2 separate regions of the Mus musculus genome follow, and region 2 is linked to region 1. The links are chromatin contacts, found by Hi-C or POLR2A ChIA-PET in ENCODE. All regions are on one chromosome and are shown on one strand. The core of a region is the stretch at or near the end of the contact, and the rest is flanking DNA. Distances in the headings are between cores, read along the strand shown. Region 1 overlaps Sesn1 (sestrin 1). Region 2 holds the start of Armc2 (armadillo repeat containing 2).

What was found. A loop is a pair of places that touch in the nucleus more often than their neighbours do. ChIA-PET counts read pairs that join two places held with the same protein, here RNA polymerase II (POLR2A).
Region 2: a map of T-helper 17 cell shows a loop between it and region 1 (2.3-fold over the local background). The contact joins the promoter of Armc2 here to the enhancer-like site in region 1. A Hi-C loop is called at or near these places in 7 of 37 maps with a recorded cell type or tissue (CH12.LX, T-helper 17 cell, gastrocnemius and 2 more). POLR2A ChIA-PET finds 5 or more read pairs at or near these places in 1 of 5 experiments (Patski).

Annotation. Positions count from the first base shown.
Region 1 is chr10:41,829,760-41,832,460 of GRCm38, reverse strand. All of the region lies in intron 1 of Sesn1 (sestrin 1), which reads right to left. Among named protein-coding and RNA genes, the nearest start is that of Sesn1, 21 kb to the right of the region's middle. Within about 2 kb of position 1,396, at least 1 of the 3 ENCODE cell types and tissues checked has a DNase peak (open chromatin) inside an H3K27ac peak, as active enhancers do; it is gastrocnemius, where a contact is called at or near this core.
Region 2 is chr10:42,017,004-42,019,703 of GRCm38, reverse strand. It overlaps Armc2 (armadillo repeat containing 2), which reads left to right and starts at 1,322. Exons shown (of 18, transcript NM_001034858.3): 1 at 1,322-1,511. 1700016J18Rik (a long non-coding RNA gene) reads right to left here and starts at 1,550. Exons shown (of 3, transcript XR_871596.3): 1 at 1,443-1,550; 2 at 792-1,096.

The sequences.
Region 1 (2,701 bases), core at 147-2,646:
AGTGTGTGTGCACAGCAGTCTGGCAGGGGCAGCTCTGGACCGTGGCGTATTTGTCTGTCTCACATTACCAAGGCTGCAGCTGTGCTGTGCTCAGCTCTGTCCCACATTCTGGAATCAAATCTGAAACTTTCTGCCTGTGACCTGCATGCCTGGGAGACCTGCTGCTTAGCTAAGAAAAGTTCAGCCCCATGCAATGAGCATCCTCGTCAAGAGCAGCAAGCTGGTGCTTTCTCACGAAAGTGTACTTTTGCTGGCTTAAGGCTCTCACATTTCAATTGTAAAAAGTCTTCTCTAACAGTTTCAGGAAGTAAGTGTCCTGTGCATGTGGCAGCTCAGGTGGTCTGCTGCTGTTCTGAGGCAAGGTCTCAGGTAGCCCAAGCTGGCCTTGAATTCACCTAATGGCCCAGGATGCTCTTCAACTTCTGACCTTCCTTCCTGTACCCACCCCCAAGTGTTAGGATGTTGGGCATGTACCACCACACCCAACTTCTCAATTTTTTTATGGAGGGTACTCTTTGAAAAATTGATACACTTGGGTTTTCCCCCAAAAGTACATGCAAGAATACACTGTTTTCTCTGTAACTGATGGGTCACACAACATCCTAAAAAGCCAAAATCTTCAATTTGAACCATTAAGCTGTAGCCTCTCCCAGAACAAGTCTTGGCTTTGCTTCCTGGAAAACAAGAACAAGTCTCCTTTGGTAATCAGTTTGGGGCAGTTAAGACTGCCCACTACTCTCTGCAGAGAATGTGAGGTCCATTCTCAGATCCCATGTCAGCACACTCACAACCACTATACGCATGTGCACACAGACAGACAGACAGACAGATGTGCATGTGCACACACATATATATACATAGAGCGAGAGACAGGGATGGGGGAGAGAATGTTTGCTTTACTGGTTTCATGTTCTCATCTTCCCAGAAACTACTCTCCAAGGAGCACATATGCGTTGAGCCCAACTGTGTACCTGCCCAGCTGGATGGTCTAGTCAGATCATCTACCTCTCCAGCTCACGCTCCTTGTGTTGAGTGACTGGATAAAAGCAGCGAGTGCATGCCACAGGCCCAAGAACAGCATCTGGGGGGGGGGGCGAGTTAACTAGACTATGGGCTCTGAGGTCAGCAGTCTTCTCCACCTCTCTTCCACACAGATACCTGTGCAGGTACCTGGAACAGTCTGAGACAGTAAGTGAAAGAGGAGATCAATACTATCACCAGTTAAGCTTGGATATTTAAACTTGGAATTATCTCCTTTCTCCTTTCAGACTCCCTCTAAAAGAAGACAACTGAAAACACAAATGTTCTTAAGTTGTACACACATCTTCTCTTGAGGCCTACAGCATCAAAATTGATGACAAACTAGACTTGAGTTGAGTCAGAGTGCCACCTAGTGCTCACAGCAGCTAACTGCTGAGAACTCAGGAAATGTCCTTGGTGAACAAGGAGGCAGGCGGGCACAAAAATGTAAAGTGAGTGGAAAACTGTCATTAATGGCCAGAGTCTTCAAAAGAAAGGTAACTATAAGGAAAATCAGACATCTGCAGCTTTAGACGCTAGTACATGCGCGCATACATATGTACCATACTAGAGAAAACTTACTTCCGAGTACCCTAAAGTTCTACTTCCTGCAGAATCATTCTGTGAATAGAATCTGGTGCACAGCATTCCCCTTGTATCCTTGGCTTCTCTTTCTATGGCTTTATAATCGCTAGTCATGGTCAGCCATATCCAGAATCAACAATGCGTAAATTTTAAATCACGTGCTATTCTGAGAAGTGATCTCATACCATGCTGCCAGGCCTGTGATTTACTCTTTTCCAGAGTGTGCATGCCACATGCCACATACACTACCCACTCAGTATCTTTTTAGTGGCCACCTCAGTTTTCATAACAGCTGCTGGCTCCAATGTAAGGCTCGCAGTGAAGTAGTGCATACCCAGGAGCCCATAATGTCAAAACACCCAACTTGTTCAGCTCAGGCACCTTATCACTAGTATTGTTAGCATCTTCTGAATACTCACTGGTAGTACCATCTGAAATCTCAAAAAGGGAGAGTTCTAGAAGACATTAGAAGAGAGGAAAAACACATCCATATAGCTTTAATTACAACAAGTAGTTGTTCTGTTATTGTTGTAAACTTAGGTTTACATTGTAGGTACATGCTGAGGCAGGAAGATCAAAAGTTCAAGGTCAGCCTGGGCAACTTTGCAAGACTTTGCTTCAGATTCAAATTTAAAAATTGGGAGGTGGGAATGGTGGTACTTGTAATCCCAGCATGTGGGAAGTGAAAGCAGGAGTATAAGGAGTTCAAGGTCATCGTCAGCTATGTAGTGAGCTTAAGGCAAGCCCGGGCTACATGAGGCCTTGTCACAAACAAACAAATGGAGTGCAGCTTGGTGGAACAGTCCTTGCTCAGAATTCCTTAAGTGGCTGCCTAGTACTGTACAAAGCTAGGTTTGATGGTTCATAGTTATAATTCCAGCACTTGGGAGGCTGATGCAGGAGGACTGTTGTAAGTTCAAGTTTAAGGTCAGCCTGGGCTACATAGTAACTTCTAGACCAGCCCATGTTTGTCTCAAAAATACCAATTAAAATTTATAAACAGCAAATAAATTTGAAAATGGTTTAATTTTTGAACCATTGGGATGACTATACTAAAAATGACATGAGAAAATGTTTCTTATTAAAATTAGTATTC
Region 2 (2,700 bases), core at 73-2,572, 190 kb before region 1:
AGAAGATGTAAAGCTGAATTTCTATTGGCTATCGATATACTCATTTTTCACCCACCATCATTCAGAAAGATGTTGAGGTTGAGTTAATATCAGATTACCAGTCATTTAATAACAAAACATTTGGAGAAGTCTGACTCTCCATGAAGGGTCAGATAGACACCTGTATTTATAAACAGCCACCAAGAGACCCAAATGGACTTGTATTTTATCATATCTCACAAACTATGAGATCAAAATGCTAGTTATGCTTTCTATACAACAGGCAATGTCCTTTTGCACAGTTGAGTCTGGTGACACACAAATGGGACTTCATAGGATAGATCCTGTTCCCAGTGAAAAATAATATTTAGTTTGGGATCCTAAACTTCATCAATGATTGAGTTTTCTTTGTCTGTGATGTGGGAAATCTTGTTAAGCACTTGGAAAACCTTTACTCAGTGTTCCAGGTGTCATTTCTCATCAAAGGTATTAACTGTGCAAAATAGATACAATTTAGTTATTCTTTACAAGACCCTTGGCACCATGGAATACGGCATTTTCCCAGTGTTGACAACACTTGCTGATAATCCCTATGTTTATATACCGTAGTGTAAATTTAGAGCTTATGCCTCGCTTGTATTTCACAAGTGTTACCCAATGATCCAGTGTAGACGCAAACAGAGTTTGAATTAGAAACATATACACAGGACTCTTTTTTTTTTCTTCCCCTGTTGGGTTGTAGTGATTCAGTAAGAACACACAGCGACTAGCCATAGCAACCCAAGACTTAAATCGCTCCTTCCTGATCTCACCTTGGGTCCCTAGTTGCTCTGTTGTGAGCTCGCTCTACAAACGGTTGAGTGCTGCCCAAATGCAAGGAGTTAATGATATCCAACAGGTTAACATTCACTGCTACATTCACAGCTCTTCACATTTATTTTGCTACGGCCCACGATTCAGCTATTCACACACAGGGATAGCACTCTCTGCCTGAAGCATAAGAGATGAGATGCTAAGGAACCGTTCCAGGTGGACGTTGACGTCTATAATCAATAACCGACTCTTTCCCAAAACACTACATTGTTCCTCTGCCAGTTGTTTAACAGTCTTGGAGATCCTACGGGGAGAAACAAACATGGTTGAACATATTGCTAATGTAAAAGAAGACTCCCCTCCACCCATTCTTGCCTTTCCCCTGTGGGTATGCTCCTGCCCGCGCTCCCGCACGGGCCCTCGCCACGCCTCGACGCTGCTACGCGTGCGTGGCTAGAGGGATTGGCGCAGGCTCAGTGGCGGAGAGTGGAGCAGGGCCGCCCCGCCCCGCCCCGCCCCGCCCCGCCCCTCCTCCTGGTCCCTGCTGCCCTGCGAGAGCGGGAAGGCCGTCACACTCCGCCGGGGTCTAAGTGTCTAGCGCTTGTCACAGGTGTTTTGAGTCGAGCCCGGATTCCCCAACCAGCACCTACTCCAGCGCATCCCGCTTCGCTCTGCGGCGTCCTGGATCTGTAGGCTGACCGCTCGGCCTGCAGCGAAAGGTGGTTTGTGTACGGTTACCATGGAGATGCTAGCCAGCAGGGCAAAGGCGGTGCGCGGGAGGGCGGGAGGGCGAGGTGAGGATGCTGAGGCGCTCGGCCCTAACCTGGACCGGTGAAGGAGCGGGCTTTTCCGGGAGTGGGAGAGCAGCTGTGCGTGCGGGAGGTGAGGAGTCCCCTGCAGGTTCACCAGGGACCCCTCCTGCAGTCTCTCTTCTGTTCCCAGATAGGGTCGAGGGGTGCTGCTGCATACTCTCGGGGTCTGCACAGGAGTCAGCTTCTGTAACTGTGAGCATTTAGTCAGTTGCCTGGTATTTAACAGGAGTAACCAGTAACACTGGTTGAATGAGAGAGTGATAGACTAAGGGACTCTGTGGAGGCAGGCCACAAGAACAAACTAGGATTTTCCTAGGTAACAAATGACTCCTCAATAAAGTGTATGTGGAACAATATTAATTACACCGTATGTATACAGAATGCCCCTTACAACCCATGCCACAAGTATTACCGCAGGTTCTTCCATCCCGACATCATATTCTTTTCGTTTGGTAGAAAATAAGTCACACTATATGTATCCCATTTTTGTAAATCCCTAAGGTTTTGACTAGCAGTTTGCATAGATTTGGGATAACTGACATTCAGATAAAAACGCTGGGTTTTTTTGTTTGTTTGTTTTTATTTTGTTTTTAAATCAAGGATGGTATTCTCTAGTTGAAAATTTAAATTTATGATATGCATGAAAACATTGGACAGATAGTCTCTTTTGTGACTTCTCTTGTTGGTGAGTATTTTCATTCTAGGAAGATCTTTCTTGACCAGCCAGCACTTGGACAGTACTTCTTAGTATTGTAAGAGCTAGCTAGCATCGTGCTAAAGCATTTGGACATTTCATGCAATGCTGAAAGCTGCCCTGAGAGTTGGTCATTATCCATGCTTTTTTAACAGAAGAGAACTCGGGTATAGAGATGTCTAATGCCCTTCAAGGTCACAGAGCTGCAGATCCTCGGGGGACTTAACACTTGCTCTGACATCTAAGCACTTTTCTTGCACCTGTTTGGATGCTCATTTAATGCCAAAGTAATTCAGTCATGGAAAGAGCCCTGAGTGTTTGATTTGCTGGGGAAAGAGGGTGCACCAGCAAACCCTATGTCGGCAATGTTGATGGGCAATGTTGTCTTTAACATGAAGGAGG